2 separate regions of the Homo sapiens genome follow, and region 1 is linked to region 2. Evidence: read pairs that join two places in POLR2A ChIA-PET (ENCODE). Cell type or tissue: Caco-2. All regions are shown on one strand. Each heading gives the region's core, and the rest is flanking DNA. Links, peaks and the distances in the headings are about the cores only.

What was found. Peaks named below come from ENCODE experiments on the same cell type or tissue, not always from the same donor. Only the 100,000 strongest peaks of a DNase experiment are listed, where the experiment ranks them.
Region 1: POLR2A ChIA-PET joins it to region 2 with 7 read pairs; 4 of 35 experiments call an interaction of 5 or more read pairs at or near these places.

What each region holds. Positions count from the first base shown.
Region 1 is chr19:815,209-819,208 of GRCh38, forward strand. PLPPR3 (phospholipid phosphatase related 3) reads right to left here. Exons shown (of 8, transcript NM_001270366.2): 3 at 458-643; 4 at 1-119. Among named protein-coding and RNA genes, the nearest start is that of MIR3187, 3.6 kb to the left of the region's middle. In Caco-2, for the core only: no CTCF peak of the experiment used is centred there; no DNase peak of the experiment used is centred there.
Region 2 is chr19:733,251-745,612 of GRCh38, forward strand. PALM (paralemmin) reads left to right here. Exons shown (of 9, transcript NM_002579.3): 6 at 923-944; 7 at 2,769-2,828; 8 at 7,102-7,233. Among named protein-coding and RNA genes, the nearest start is that of MISP, 12 kb to the right of the region's middle. RefSeq lists an enhancer at 1,055-1,104 and a silencer at 4,773-4,822. In Caco-2, for the core only: a CTCF peak has its summit at 4,668 (motif pointing left); DNase peaks (open chromatin) are centred at 4,730, 5,411 and 5,771.

The DNA of each region.
Region 1 (4,000 bases), core at 1-4,000, 78 kb after region 2:
AGGAAGGAGTTGAAGTTGCAGCCGCCGGCGTTGATGCTGCCCTCCGCCCCGGCGGGCCCCCCGGCACGGCCCCACAGCCGGGACTGCAGACAGTACAACATGCCCTCGGCCACCATGATCTGCCAACAGGGAGGGGGCGCTCAGGCCTCGGTGCCCACAGGGAGGGGGCGCTCAGGCGGGCTCCCATCTGCAGTGCCCACAGGCTGGCACAGGCCCCGGTGTGGATGTTCACCGAGGTGGCGGGGGTGGGCTCCCAGCCGTGGTGCCCACAGGCTGGCACAGGCCCCGGTGTGGATGTTCACCGAGGTGGCAGTGGCTGCGGTGCCCACAGGCTGGCACAGGCCCCGGTGTGGATGTTCACCGACAGGCCCCAGTGTGGATGTTCACCGAGGTGGCGGGGGTGGGCTCCCAGCCGTGGTGCCCACAGGCTGGCACAGGCCCCGGTGCAGGTGCTCACCGAGGCGGCAGGGGCCGCGAAGGCCAAGCTGAGCAGCATCAGCAGCGGGATGAGCTCCTCGTTGGTCTCCACGTAGGGCATGGAGAGAGTGCGGTCATAGCACTGGAAGCCCACCTTGGCCGGCTTGAAGAGGTCGGTCAGCTCCAGGAAGTACAAGGATACGATGGAAGAAGCCACTATGGGCAGCTGTGGGGACAAGGTGGGCCAGGTTCACCCTGCTCTCCCTCGCGGAGGCGTCTGTCCAGCCCTCCATGAATTCAGGGCCATCCACCGTCTCACTCACCTATCCACAGATCCAACCCGCTCCCAGCCACTCTTTCCCCCATGAGTTATTCATCCATCCACAGATGCTCCATCTGTAACTCGACCATCTACACATCACACACCCACTCACTCATCCTCCATCCACCCAAACACCTATGCCCCCAACATCCACCCACTCACCGACCCATCACCCACCCATCCATCCACTGGGAACCATCCATCCATTCATCCATCCACCCACCCACCCATCATCTATCCACCCATTCTCCACCCATGCACCCAACGGTACCCATCCATCCATCCATCCATCACCTAGCCATTCATTCATCTGTCCATCCATCCATCCATCATCCACCCATGCAGCCATCCATCTATCCACCCACCCAACTGTCCATCCATCCACCCACCCACCCATCCATCCGTCCATTCATTACCCAGCCATTCATCCATCCATCCACCCACCCATCATCCATCCACCCATTCTCCACCCATGCACCCACCCACCCATCTACCCACCTACCCATCCATCCAACCGTCCATCCATCCATTCATTACCCAGCCATTCATTCACCCATCCATCCATCCACCCATCCTCCACCCATGCCCCCAGTGGTACCCATCCATCCATCCATCCATTCATCACCCAGCCATTCATTCATCTATCCATCCATCCATCATCCACCCATTCATCATCCAGCCATTCATTCATCTATCCATCCATCCATCATCCACTCATGCACCCAATGGTACCATCCATCTATCCACCCACCCAACCGTCCATCCATCCGTCCATTCATTACCCAGCCATTCATTCATCCATCCATCCACCCACCCATCATCCATCCACCCATTCTCCACCCATGCACCCAACAGTACCCATCCATCCATCCATCCATCACCTAGCCATTCATTCATCTATCCATTCATCCATCCATCATCCACCCATGCAGCCATCCATCTATCCACCCACCCAACTGTCCATCCATCCACCCATCCACCCACCCACCCATCCACCTATCCATCCACCCATCCATCCATTGATCACCCATCCATCCATCCATCTATCCACCCTCCCACCCACCCATCTACCAACCTACCCATCTATCCACCTACTCATCCATCTACCCATCTGTCCATCCACAACAGTCTTGCTCTGTTGCCCAGGCTGCAGTGCAGTGGTGCCATCTCAACTCACTGCAACCTCTGCCTCCTGGGTTTTTGTATTTTTAGTAGAGACAGGGTATCGTCATGTTGCCCAGGCTGGTCTCGAACTCCTAGGCTCAAGTGATACACCCGCCTTGGCCTCCCAAAGTGCTGGGATTAGAGGCGTGAGGCACCGCACCCAGCCATGGCCTCAAGCCTTTTTTTTTCCCCCACTCTGTCACGCAGCCTGGAGTGCAGTGGTGCAATCTCGGCTCACTGCAAACTCCGCCTCCAGGTTCAAGAGATCCTCCCACCTCAGCCCTCCAAGTAGCTGGAATTACAAGCGTGCACTACCACACCTGGCTAATTTTTTGTATTTTTAGTAGAGGCGGGGTTTCACCATGTTCCCCAGGCTGCCCTCGAACTTCTGACCTCAAGTAATCCACCTGCCTCGGCCTCCTGAAGTGCTGGGATTACAGGCATGAGTGACCTTGCTCAGGCATGGCCCCAGTCGTAATTTCTGCCTTGTTATGGCATCTTAGCAGGGGTTCAGCCCTCAGTCCAGTCCTGGGGAGGGCACAGGTCAGGGCTGGGGGCTCCAGGAAGGGAAAAGCCATCACTGAACATCCCAGGGCAGAATTGGATCGAGGGAGCTGAGTTCATGTCCAGTGAGCATTCATTGAGTGCCTGTTGCATGCAGGCACGAGGCCCGGGGCAGACGCGGAAAGTGGGTAGCAGCGTTTGTTTGCACCTGACACCCGGTTTGAAAACCACCCACTTTAACCTGTGGGCGGCCAGCAGACCCCCTGTGCCTCAGTCTCACCAGCTGCAAAATGGGAATGATAAAGTAGCCGCCTCCAAGGGCTCAGGTGGAGATGAGTCAATGTGGGAGGTGGCCCCTGGCAACTATCTACTTGTTCTCTCCACTTTCATTATCAGCATGATTTTGCTGGGGCGGGCAGACAGCATCAAGCCCGGGGAGGGTCTGAGGTGGGGCCTGGGCGCGGCCTTAAAAATATCTAACCATGGGCCGGGTGCGGTGGCTCACGCCTGTCATCCCAGCACTTTGGGAGGCCGGGACGGGCAGATCACCTGAGGTCAGGAGTTTGAGACCAGCCTGGCCAACATGGTGAAACCCCATCTCTACTAAAAATACAAAAATTAACCCAGCGTGGTGGTGCGTGCCTGTAGTCTCAGCTACTCCGGAGGCTAAGGTGGGAGAATCGTTTGAGGACGGGAGGTGGAGGTTGCAGTGAGCTGACATTGTTCCACTGCACTCCAGCTTGGGCAAGACAGCAGGACTCCATCTCAAAAAATAATAATAATAAATAAAATAATAATAATAAGGCCGACCGCAGTGGCTCACACCTGTAATTCCAGTGCTTTGGGAGGCTGAGGCAGGAAGATCACTTGAGGCCTGGAGTTCAACGCTAGCCTGAGCAACACAGTAAGACCCTGTCTCTACTAAATACATACTTTTTTTTGGAGTCTCGCTCTGTCGCCCAGGCTGGAGTGCAGTGGCGCGATCTCGGCTCACTGCAAGCTCCACATCCCGGGTTCACGCCATTCTCCTGCCTCAGCCTCCCGAGTAGCTGGGACTACAGGCGCCCGCCACCGCGCCCGGCTAATTTTTTGTATTTTTAGTAGAGACGGGGTTTCACCGTGTTAGCCAGGATGGTCTCGATCTCCTGACCTCATGATCCGCCCACCTAGGCCTTCCAAAGTGCTGGGATGACAGGCGTGAGCCACCACGCACAGCCTACTAAAAATGATTTTTAAAAATTAGCTGGGGCTCAGGCTAGCCTTGAACTCCAGGCCTCAAGTGATCTTCCTGCCTCAGCCTCCCAAAGCACTGGAATTACAGGTGTGAGCCACTGCGCTCGGCCTTATTATTATTATTTTATTTATTATTATTATTTTTTGAGATGGAGTCTTGCTCTCTTGCCCAAGCTGGCGTGCAGTGGAACAGTCTCAGCTCACTGCAACCTCCACCTCCCGTCCTCAAGCGATTCTCCCACCTCAGCCTCCGGAGTAGCTGAGACTACAGGCACACACCACCACGCTGGGCTAATTTTTGTATTTTTAGTAGAGGTGTGGTTTCACCACATTGGCCAGACTGGTCTCAAACTCCTGACC
Region 2 (12,362 bases), core at 3,642-7,641:
TAGGAGTTCTCCAGGTGCTTTTCCCTGAAGGTTGTTTGAGCATGGACTAGTGCTGTCATGGGAGACTCAGCAATACACATGCACGGCCCCTGCCTTCCTGACGGGCACACCCAGTGACGTGATGAGGGAAGAGTGCACTGAGGGAGCATCAGACACCACAGCCCTGAGACAGGAGTGTGTCCCAGAAACAGCAAGAAGACCAGGGATGCCAGGGCACAGTTCAGGGAGAGGGGCCTGTGTGCAGGGTCTGACCATGCAGGGCAGAACGGGTTCAGACAGGCGACACTAGACCCTGAGCCTCGCACAGTGGCTCCCAGGAGGCCAAGGGAGGAGGATCGCTTGAGAGCAGGAGTGGACGAGACTGGAGGGGGCACGGAGGAGCCGGCTGGATTCAGGGTGGCCTGCGGGAGCCGCTGATGCGGGGGTATGTGGGGAGGGAGGGAAGAAATGAGATGGAGCGGACGTGGTGGCTCAGCCTGTAATCCCGGCACTTTGGGAGGCCGAGGTGGGTGGATCACCTGAGGTCAGGGGATCGAAACCAGCCTGGCCAACATGGAGAAACCCCGTCTCTACTAAAAATACAAAATTAGCCAGGTGCGATGACGCAGGCCTGTAACCCCAGCTACTGGGGAGGCTGAGGCACGAGAATCGCTTGAACCCAGGAGGCGGAAGTTGCAGTGAGCCAAGATTGCCCCATTGCACTCCGGCCTGGGCGACAAGAGCGAAACTCCATCTCAATAAAAAGAAAAAAGAAAGATGACCTCTGTGTTTCTGGCCAGAGTCCCAAGAGGATAGGATGAGAAGCGGGTGCGTATGACGTCACCCACTGTGCCATGCCCTCCCCAGGCTCCTGACCCCATGGCTCCCCTTCCTCTTCCCGGGGATGCTGACGCCCCTGACCCTTCTCTCTTCTTTCTTGCAGACGCCGGTGGGCACGCCCAAAGGTAGGACCTCTGGAAGGAACTCGTGGGGCCTCGGCGCACTCTGGTGGCCAGAGAGGGGATGGCAGGGCGGGGAGTGAAGCTACAAAGTTGCTCGGTGCCTCACGCCTGTGATCCCAGCACTTTGGGAGGCCGAGGCGGGTAGATCTCCTGAGGTCAGGAGTTCGAGACCAGCCTGACCAACATGGCGAAACTCAGTGTCTACTGAAAAAATGCAAAGACAATTAGCCGGGTGTGGTGGCTCATGCCTGTAATCCCAGCACTTTGGGAGGCTGAGGCAGGAGGATCGATCGCTTGAGCCCAGGAGTTCAAGAGCATGCTGGGCAACACAGGGAGACCCTGTCTCTGCCAAACATAAAAAAATTAGCCGCCGGCCAGGCCCAGTGGCTCAGACCTGTAACCCCAGCGCTCTGGGAGGCTGAGACAGGTGGATCCCTTGAGGTCAGGAGTTCAAGACCAGCCTGGCCAACATAGTGAAACCCCGTCTCTACTAAAAATACAAAAATTAGCCGTGTGTGCTGCACGCCTGTAGTCCCAGCTGCTCGGGAGGCTGAGGTGGGAGGATCACTTGAGCCCAGGAGGTTGAGCTGTGATCGCACCACTGCACCCCAGCCTGGGCGACAGAGCGAGACCCTGTCTGTAAACTGCATTTCACGGAACGTGTCCGCTTCTGTATCGATAGCGGGACAGCCACCAGCCGGGATTGACGCTGGCGTCTGAAGTGCTTCTGGCCTGGTTTGTTGTGTGTTAATTATTCATAAGGAGAGTGTCTTCTTGTCTTACTGTAGAATTAAAAATTAATCATTAAAAAAATCCAGACAGGCCTCTCAGGGATTTTGTGAAAATCACTGGGCTGAGGATGAGGAATGAACTGTGAGGCTGCCTGTGGGATTTTCTAGGGGTTGCGGTGGGGGTCCAGGTGCCTGTGTCTGTGCGGGGCCTGTGTCTGGGGGCCCAGGTGCCTGTGTCCTGGTGTCTGGGTGGGGTCTGTGTGTCTGGGGGCCCAGGTGCCTGTGTCCTGGTGTCTGGGTGGGGTCTGTGTGTCTGGGGGCCCAGGTGCCTGTGTTTGGGTGTCTCGGTGGGGTCTGTGTGTCTGGGGGCCCAGGTGCTTGTCTGGATGTCTGGGGGCCCACAGGTGCCTGTGTCCGGGTGTCTGGGTGGGATCTGTGTGTCTGAGGGCCCAGGTGCCTGTCTGGATGTCTGGGGGCCCAGGTTCCTGTGTCCGGGTGTCTGGATGGGATCCGTGTGTCTGAGGGCCCAGGTGCCTGTCTGGATGTCTGGGGGCCCAGGTGCCTGTGTCCGGGTGTCTGGGTGGGATCTGTGTGTCTGAGGGCCCAGGTGCCTGTCTGGGTGTCTGGGGGCCCAGGTTCCTGTGTCTGGGTGTCTGGGTGGGATCCGTGTGTCTGAGGGCCCAGGTGCCTGTCTGGGTGTCTGGGGGCCCAGGTGCCTGTGTCCGGGTGTCTGGGTGGGATCCGTGTGTCTGAGGGCCCAGGTGCCTGTCTGGGTGTCTGGGGGCCCAGGTTCCTGTGTCTGGGTGTCTGGGTGGGATCCGTGTGTCTGAGGGCCCAGGTGCCTGTCTGGGTGTCTGGGGGCCCAGGTGCCTGTGTCCGGGTGTCTGGGTGGGATCTGTGTGTCTGAGGGCCCAGGTGCCTGTCTGGGTGTCTGGGGGCCCAGGTTCCTGTGTCTGGGTGGGGTCTGGGTGTCAAAGGCCCAGGTGCATGTGGGAGTCCGGATGCACTTCTGTGAAGGGGCGTTGGGCTGTCTGGGGGGTCCATGTGACCTCTCCTCTGACCCTCATCTCTCTCTCCGCTTCCACCTCCCGTGCAGACAAGCGAGTCTCCAACACGCCCCTGAGGACGGTTGACGGCTCCCCCATGATGAAGGCAGGTGGGTTGGCCCCCAGGCTCTGGGCCCCAGATCCAGCCGCTGTCAGGGACCAAGTCTCGGTCCGGGGGGCCGGGTGGGGCGGGGGCGACACCGACCTGCTCTCCGCAGCGTCTGACGGGGCCGTGGTTATGGGGGTGGCAGCTGGACCGAGGCCGAGGCTCCGAGCCTGGGGTGGGGGCCCCCTCTGCTTTGTTGCCCTGGTCCCACGCCGGCCCACGCTTCCCCGAGAAGACGGGCCCCACGCATGGCGGCTCTAACCGACGCGACCTCACGGCTTTCATTCCACCCTAATCTCACGGCTCCCTCCTGGGGCCCGCTGGGGGTGGCGCTCACGCCTGAACATGCTCGCTGCAAATCTTACCTGCTCCAGTCCTCGGGCAGTAGGACTGGCTGCCCCGGGAGAAAGTGGGTGCCCCGTCCCTGGAGGCAACCAAGCCAGGTCCCCAGCACCGCTGCGCTTCCGAGAAGCAGGGGAAGGTGGGGGTTGACGCTGAGTGCCACACGGTGCTCAAGTCAGGCTCGAACCCCTGGTCTGCCGCCTTGAATTTCTCCGCCTGCCAGAGGGGTGGGACCTCAGTACGCCATCCTGGGGCCCGGCACAGGACAGGAGCCCAATAATGAGAAATCGTCGCAGTGGGCAAAACCACTGCTATGTGAGTGAGCTGGAACAGCACAGAAAGAAGGCAGAGGGCCGGGCGTGGTGGCTCACACCTGTAACCCACCCCAGCACTTTGGGAGGCCGAGGCGGGCAGATCGCCTGAGGTCAGGAGTTCGAAACCAGCCTGGCCAACATGGCGAAACCCCATCTCTACTAAAATACAAAAATTAGCCGGGCATGGTGGTGCACGCCTGTAATCCCAGCTACTCGGGACGCTGAGGCAGGAGAATCGCTTGAACCTGGGAGGCGGAGTTTGTAGTGAGCCAAGGTCGTGCCACTGCACTCCAGCCTGGGCGACAAGAGCAAGACTCCGTCTCAGAAAAGGCAGCAAGGCAGGGAGGTGAAGAAGGACTCTGGGGTGGCTGCCCAGGACGGGACAGGGCTGGAAGGAAGGAGAGCCACCCGGAGGCCCAGGTCTCCAGCACGGTCCAGGGTGGGGGTTGCCCCAGGATGCAGCAGACAGAGGCATTTGTCAGAGCAGGTGGTGCCTGTGGGCCTCTGTGCCAGTGAGACCAGCCCTGGCAGACACCGAGGCCCAGGTCCCCCGCTGATCCCCGTGGCCACTGACTTTGTGCAGTGCACAACCTGCTCAACAGTGTGGGCAGCTCTGGACTAGCTGTCTGGGGTGGAGGGCTGAGGCTGTGCAGAGCTATAGAGTTGAAAAACAGTCGTCCCTTCACCCAGAATGCCTTTCAAGCGCCTGCTGCATGCCAGGCATTGGGGGAGAGGGTATTCTAATGAGGGCCACAACCTCTACTACGGTAGAAAAGTGAGGCCAAGGACGTTGAGCTGGAGGAAGGAGAATTTGAACCAGAGGGCTCAGGGGAGGGGAGCGTTCAACGTAAGAGGTGACGTCTGAGCAAAGACCCAGAGGTGCTGAGGGAGCAAGGCACGCAGCTATCTGGAGGAAGGTGTCCAAGGCACGCAGCTATCTGGGGAAAGGTGTTCCAGGCAGAGGGCACGGCCAGTGCAAAGGCCCCGGGGCAGGACTGCGCCTGGGGTGTTGGAGGAACGGCCAGGAGATCCGTGTGGCTGGAGCAGCGTGAGGAGGGGGAGAGGGCGGAGGAGAGATGATGGAGAGATTGTTGAGGGCCCTGTGGCAGGGGCGGGAGGGGACGTGGGCTTTTCCCGGGAGGGAGGCAGGAACCATGGGGGGCTGCAGGCAAAGCCGGGACTGCCCCGACTCCGTGCTCACCCACGCCCTCTGGTGACTGCAGGGAGAACAGACCGTGGACGGTGCCAGGTGGAGGGGACAGGGCTGCTGGGGGAGGAGGCTGGGATGGGCCGTGGAGGGGCGAGCAGTGGGCGGTTCCTTATGTTCTGAAGGTGGAGCCCCCAGGGTTTGAGGAGAAACGAGGTGTCAGGGAGGACTGGCCAGGCACGGTGGCTCACGCCTGTAATCCCAGCACCTTTGGAGGCCAAGGCGGGCAGATCATTTGAGGTCAGGAGTTCAAGACCAGCCTGAGCAACATGGTGAAACCCCGTCTCTACTAAAAAATAGAAAAATTAGCCAGGCGTGGTGGCTCACCCCTGTAATCCCAGCACTTTGGGAGGCCGAGGGGGGCAGATCATGAGGTCAGGAGATCGAGACCATCTTGGCTAACACGGTGAAACCCTGTCTCTAGTAAAAATACAAAAAATTAGCTGGGCATGGTGGCAGGTGCCTGTAATCCCAGCTGCTCGGGAGCCTTAGGCAGGAGAATCGGTTGAACCTGGGAGGCAGAGATTGCAGTGATCTGAGATCACGCCACTGCACTCCAGCCTGGGCAACAAGAGCAAAACTTTGTCTCAAAAAAAAAAAGAGGGAGGACTGAGCTGCCCCCAACGGGTGGGAAGAGCCAGGGTGGGGGCAGGTGTAGGGGGCAGATTGGGAGTAGTGTTATGGACGTGTGAGAGTGGGGCCCCTGTGGATAGGGGCTGAGTCCAGGTCAAGGTCCAGGTGGGGATGGGTGTGCGGGAGATTAGAGCCGAGTGCCTGGGCGAGGTCCCCGGCGCAGAGCAGAGTCCAGGGCCGCAGCCGGGCCTAAGCGTCGAGGTTGGGTGGGAGGAGGGAAACGAGGTGGCTATGGGGGCCGAGGGGCCAGGCGATGGCAGGGCTGCCCACGATGGGGACCGATGGCCCCTCAGAAGTGGTGAGGACATGCAGCTATCTGGGGGGTGTGCCAGGCATTGGGAACAGCCTGTGCAAAGGCCCTGAGGCTGGGCCGCACCTGGGGTGCAGTGTCATGGGTCAGGCCAGTCCTGGCAGCCCTGTTCAGCTCCCGCTGCGGGGCGGGGTCTCAGGGAGGTGCCTGGTGATCCCCAGTGCTCGTCATCTTCAAGCAGGCCTGGGGGTGGCGGGCAGCCACCAGTCGCTGTTAGGATGCAGGCTCTGTGTGGTTTCTGCAGGAATGATTTTTACAGAGTGGGGCGAGGTGCTGGCTGTGGAGTTAGGGCCCTGATGAGTAGCAAGTTCGACTATCTCAGGAGGGTTCCTTCATTCTGAGTCTAAATAGATGACGGCGTGTCCAACCGTTGGCTGGAAGGAGGCGTCAAGTCCTGGGAGCTTGGATGGTCGGGGCGGGGGCTGTGGGTCTGCAGACTGAGCCCCAGTCTCCGCCGTGACCCCGGGCAAGGCAGGATCTCTCTGGGATTCACCTGCTCCTCTGAGAAACCAGGAATGGTGGGGCTCGAGGGCTCACGTTTATAATCCCAGGGCTTTGGGAGGCTGAGGTGGGAGGATTGCTTGAGCCCAGGAGTTTGAGACCAGCCTGGGCAACATAGTGAGACCCCCATTTCCAAAAAAGATAAATAAATTAGCCGGGTGTGGTGGCGCACACCTGTGGTCCCAGCTACTTGGGAGGCTGAGGTGGGAGAATGGGGTGAGCCAGGAAGGTCATGACTGCAGTGAGCTGTGATCGTGCCGCTCCACTCCAGCCTGGCCAACAGAGGGAGACCCTGTATCTATTTAAATAATAGGCTGGGCGCGGTGGCTCACGCCTGTAATCCCAGCACTTTGGGAGGCCAAGGCAGGTGGATCACCTGAGGTCAGGAGTTTGAGACCAGCCTGACCAACATAGAGAAACCCCGTCTCTACTAAAAATACAAAAATTAGCTGGGCGTGGTGGCGGGCGCCTGTAGTCCCAGCTACGTGGAAGGCTGAGGCAGGAGAATCGCTAGAACCGGGAGGTGAGTCCAGATCACACCACTGTGCTCCAGCCGGGGCGACAGAGCAAGGCGGCTCCATCTCAAAAAAATTAAAAAGATCCGGGAACAATGAAGGCTTTCCAGATGGGCTGGGCTGGAACCTGAGCTTGACAGACAATAGTTTGGTGGCGAAACAGAGGACACAGTGCAGAGTACAGGGACGAGGACCATCTGGGCGGACAGCAGGATGGGCCTCAAATGCCAAGGAGAGGTGTTCAGACTGGTCGTCTCCAGGCACTGGGGAGCTATGGAGGGATGTAGAGTTGGGGAGGGCCGCGTCGAGAAGGTGCCCAGGCATCCCCGGCTCCGCCTGCCCCATCGCTGCTTGGCTCTGCGCTGCTGGCTCCCCCCTCCCTGGCTTGGCCGCAGCCCGGCGGGGGGGTGCGGGGGCGGGCAGGCCGTGGTGTAACCCCGTGACTCTCGTGCCAGCCATGTACTCGGTTGAGATCACTGTGGAGAAGGACAAGGTGACAGGGGAGACCAGGGTGCTGTCCAGCACCACGCTGCTCCCTCGGCAGCCGCTCCCTCTGGGCATCAAAGTCTACGAGGACGAGACCAAAGGTACGAGCACCCCGGCCCCTGCCCTCCCTCCACCTGGGCCAGAGCCCCGAACACGTGTGCTCCCAGCGTGTGGGTCTGGCGTCTGCCCCGGAATCAGGACCCCGATTCGATGTGAAGCAGATGACGCTGTTCAGGCCAGGGCCTCACCCCCTGTGGCCCACAGCTGGGCTCAGAGGTCGTTCAGCCCTGGGCTCACTGCCCAATCATTCATCCACTCCAGAAAGCTGCCTGAAAGCTGAGCCGGGCACCAGGTACCCAGCTGGGCTCTGGAGGGAAATCCGGAGGTAGATTCAGCTTCTGTCCTTGCCGGGTGGCAAACCGGGCCCTTCCATCTGGAGCTCCTAAATAATTCGTTTAAATAATTACTGCTAGCCCAAGGGCTCACGCCTTTAGTCCCAGCACTTTGGGAGGCCGAGGGAGGAGGATCGCTTGAGCCCAGAAGTTTGAGACCAGCCTGGGCAGCATAGCAAGGCTCCGTCTCTACCAAAAAAAAAAAAAAAAAAAAATTACCCTGGCATGGTGGTGCGTGCCTGTGGTCCCAGCTACTTGGGAGGCTGAGATGGGAGGATCACTTGGGCCCAGGAGGTTGAGGCTGTAGTGAGCCGTGATCGCACCACTGCACTCCAACCTGGGCAACAGAGTGAGACCCTGTCTCTTAAGAATAAAAAATAATAATAAAGAATTGCTAGCGTGACAGAAGCCACAGAAAATGCACATCCAGGGGGCTGTGAGAAGTCTCACAGGGTGAGGATGGGGCCGGGGGAGGCTTCCCAGAGGAGGCAAGCAGGGGCTCATCAGAGACACGCAGTGCATGGGAACCACACCTGGCAGAGCCGCAGCCCCTGCAAAGGCCCTGAGGTAGGATGGAGTCAGCTGGGCTGGAGGGCTGAGGGGAGTTGGGCTGCAGGAGTGAGGGGAGACGGGCTGCAGGGGTGAGGGGAGACGGGCTGCAGGGGTGAGGGGAGACGGGCTGCAGGGGTGAGGGGAGACGGGCTGCAGGGGTGAGGGGAGCTGGGCTGCAGGGGTGAGGGGAGACGGGGTGAGGGGAGACGGGCTGCAGGGGTGAGGGGAGACGGGCTGCAGGGGTGAGGGGGAACCAGGTTGGTCAGGGAGTTGAGGAGCTGGGCTCACGCAGGGAGGAGAAGGGTGCTTTGCCTGGAGGCAGGGGGACAGGCGGGGCCGTGTCCTGAGGGCTTTGGGAAGCCTTGGGTGCGTTGGGTCCTGACGGTGCTGAGGTCTAATTTGGTTTTAAGGGCTCCTCCTAGAGGTCAAGAGGCAAACAGGCTGTGGGAGATGCCAGGGACCCCAGGAGGAGGAGGGAAGCTCCACACTGAAGCCCCACTCTCTCTCTTTCTTTTTCTTTTTATTTATTTACTTTCTGAAGAAAGAGTTTCACTCTGTCGCCCGGCCCGCAGTGCAGCGATGCCATCACAGCTCACTGCAGCCTCCAGCTCCTGGGCTCAGGCGATCCTCCTGCCTCGGCCTCCCGAAATGCTGAGACCACAGGCATGAGTCACTGCACCCGGCCTCTTTTTCTTTTATGAGATATAATTCGCAGACCATAAAATTCCGCCTTAATGGGAGGCTCATCTGGGCCCGGGACATTGAGGCTGCAATGAGCTATGATGGCACCCCTGCACTCCAGCCTGGGCCACAGACCAAGACCCTGTCTCAAAAACAAGAAAGAGGAGAGAAGCCCCATCCCCATCAGCTGTCACTTCCTGTCCCCTCCCCAGTCAGCGTCACTCCCTATCCCCTCCCCAGCTCTGGCACCCACGCATCCCCTCCTGTCTCTCTGGATTGGCCTGTCCTGGACATTTCATAGAAATGAGATCACACGGCCGGGTGCGGTGGCTCACACCTGTAATCCCGGCACTTTGGGAGGCCGAGGCGGGTGGATCACCTGAGGTCAGGAGTTCGAGACCAGCCTGGCCAACATGGAGAACCCCCGTCTCTGCTAAAAATACAAAAATTAGCTGGACGTGGTGGCGGACGCCTGTAATCCCAGATACTTTGGAGGCTGAAGCAGGAGAATCACTTGAACCCAGGAGGCGGAGGTTGCAGTGAGCCGAGATCGCGCCACTGCTCTCCAGCCTGTGCGACAAGAGTGAAACTCTGTCTCAAAAAAAAAAAAAAGAAAGAAAAGAGAATAAATGGGGTCACACACTGCACGTGGCCTTCTGTGTCTGGCGTCTCTCACTGGGCGTGACGTCCCCAAGGTGCATCGGCACTGTGGCCTGGGTCGGAGCCTGACTCCTTTTCATGGCTGAATACTATTCCACGGGTTGGGTGGGCCATGGTGGGTTTATCCCTTCTTCCATCTGTAGACAGTTGGGCTGTTTCTACCCTTTGGCTGCAGTGAGTAGCATGCTGGGGAATTTGTGTGCAAGTATTTGTTCACGCCCCTGCTTTCGAGGCCTTTGGGTGTACACGTAGGAGTGAACTGCTGGGTCCTGAGGCGACTGTGTGGAGCTCCGTGAGGACCTGCTGTTTTCCACGGAGGCTGCACCGTCCCGTTCCCACAGGTCGTGGATGAGGGCCCAGTTTCTCCACGTCCTCACCAGCGCTCGTAGCCCATTCTCGTGGCTGTCCTGGTGGCGTGACGTGGGGTCTCCCTGTGGTTTGGATTCCCAAAGCCTTCTGTTCTCAGAGGCAGCTTGGCCTCTGCGGTGCCCCAGATGCTGTCAGAGGGGTCCCCGCAGCCCAGCTCTGGAGTGGCTTTGGGGTGTGGCGTTGGTGGCATCTCAGCTCTAGCTCTCCCCAGCTGTGTGGCCCTGGGAAGTCCCCATGCCTCGTCTTCCGGATGAGGTCCTCACCCCCATCACTCCACCCTCCTCAGCCTCACCTGGTCCCTGGGGATTCCAGACCTGCCAGGCTGGACACTGGTTGCTTAGCAACGGGCAGGTGATCCGTTTCCATGGCAGCCGAGGGCTCCAATTCCTGTCTTGGGGCAGCGGCCAGTGGGACACACTGAGTTCAGTTCCGCCTGATCCAGACACACCCCACCCTCTGGGCCTCCAGCCCAAAGTCATTGAGATGCCTTGAAGCATGGACTCCCCTCCCTGGGGGCTTAGAAACTGAAAGTGGAGAACACTTTCCTTCTGGTCTGTAGCCAGGAACAGGAGCCCTGACCCTTGGCCGAGAGGAGGCGAGTCCCTGGGACCCCCCTTGCGTCCCTCCCAACTCCCAGCGTGGCCCAGGCAGCCGTGTTTCTAGAAGGAATTTGCAGGGCTGTGAGCTAGGGCTGGTGTTAGATCATAGCAGGGAGCCGTGGGGTGCTGAAATCCGGTCCTTGGAGAGTCCAACACACCTCAAGAAATGTCAAGTCAGAGACACACAGATAAGGAAATTTGGAAAGACTTGAGAAACACATTTAGCAAGATTGATTATATGTATAAAATGCTACCCAGTGGAGAATACACATTCTTTTCAAACACAGAACATTGTCAGAAAGTGACCACCGTGGCCCAGGCTGCCAAGGAGGTTTTAGGACTGTTAACAGAGTTTGTATCTTCTGCTCTGTGTTCCTCTCCTCCCTGAAATTTAAAAACACCCTCTAAATAAATTGTGGCTTCCTGTGGCAATCAATCAAACTAGGAATTAAAAACTATTTACACTTGAAAATGAATAACATTGGCCGGGCATGGTGGCTCACGCCTGTAATCCCAGCACTTTGGGAGGCTGAGGCAGGAGGATCACGAGGTCAGGAGATCGAGACCAGCCTGGCTAACAAGGTGAAACCCCATCTCTACTAAAAATACAAAAAATTAGCCAGGTGTGGTGGCAGGCGCCTGTAATCCCAGCTAGTCAGGAGGCTGAGGCAGGAGAATGGCGTGAACCCGGGAAGCAGAGCTTGCAGTGAGCCGAGATGGCACCACTGCACTCCAGCCTGGGCGACAGAGCGAGACTCCATCTCAAAAAAAAAAAAAAATAGAAAGTGAATAACATCATCTAACTCGTAGGACACAGCCAAAGCAGACCTCAGAGGAAAATGCATAGCCTTTAGGGAAGCTCCTAGAAAACAAAAATAAATGAATGAAACTTTAACTCAAGTTAGAATGAATGAAAATTTCAATTTAAGATCAATCAAATACACCCATAGATGGAAAAAATCAGAATCCCTGTAATGGCCAGGCATGGTGGCTCACACCTGTAATCCCAGCACTTTGGGAGGCCAAGGCGGGTGGCTCACCTGAGGTCAGGAGTTCAAGACCAGCCTGGCCAACGTGGTGAAACCCCATCTCTACTAAAAATACAAAAATCAGCCGGGCATGGTGGCGGGTGCCTGTAATCCCAGCTACTCTGGAGGCTGAGGCAGGAGAATTGCTTGAACCTAGGAAGTGGAGGTTGCAGTGAGCTGAGACTGCGCCACTGCACTCCACCCTGGGCGACAGAGGGAGTCAAAAAAAAAAAGCAGCAGGCACGGTGGCTCACGTGTGTAATCCCAGCACCTTGGGAGGCCAAAGTGGGTGGATCACCTAAGGTCTGGAGTTCAAGACCAGACTGGCCAACGTGGTGAAACCCCATCTCTACTAAACGTACAAAAATCAGCCTGGTGTGGTGGCAGGTGCCTGTAATCCCAGCTACTCTAGAGACTGAGGCAGGATAATTGCTTGAACCTGGAAGGTGGAGGTTGCAGTGAACTGAGATCGTGCCATTGCACTCCAGCCTGGGCAACAAGAGCGAAACTCCATCTCAAAAAGTGAAAGAATCCCTGTAACCTCCAGTTCCCCAGGGTGGGTGGTCCTGTCTTGTAGAAGAGAAACAGGCCCCGATGCGGGGAAGGAGCAGGGGTTTGGCTCTGTGACCTTGGCCCAGCTGTGTCCCTTCTTTGAACTTTCATTTTTGCTATCTTTACAGCGGAAATGAATCCCTACTTTTCAGGGTGATCACGTGGGAGCTAGTTGGCTAAAGAATATGGAATTACAGGCCAGGTGCGGTGGCTCACGCCTGTCATCCCAGCACTTTGGGAGGCTGAGGTGGGCAGATGACTTGAGGTCAGGAGTTTGAGACCAGCCTGGCCAACATAGTGAAACCCCAGCTCTATTAAAAATACAAAAAATTAGCCAAGCATGTTGGTGCATGCCTGTAATCCCAGCTACTCAGGAGGCTGAGGCAGGAGAATTGCT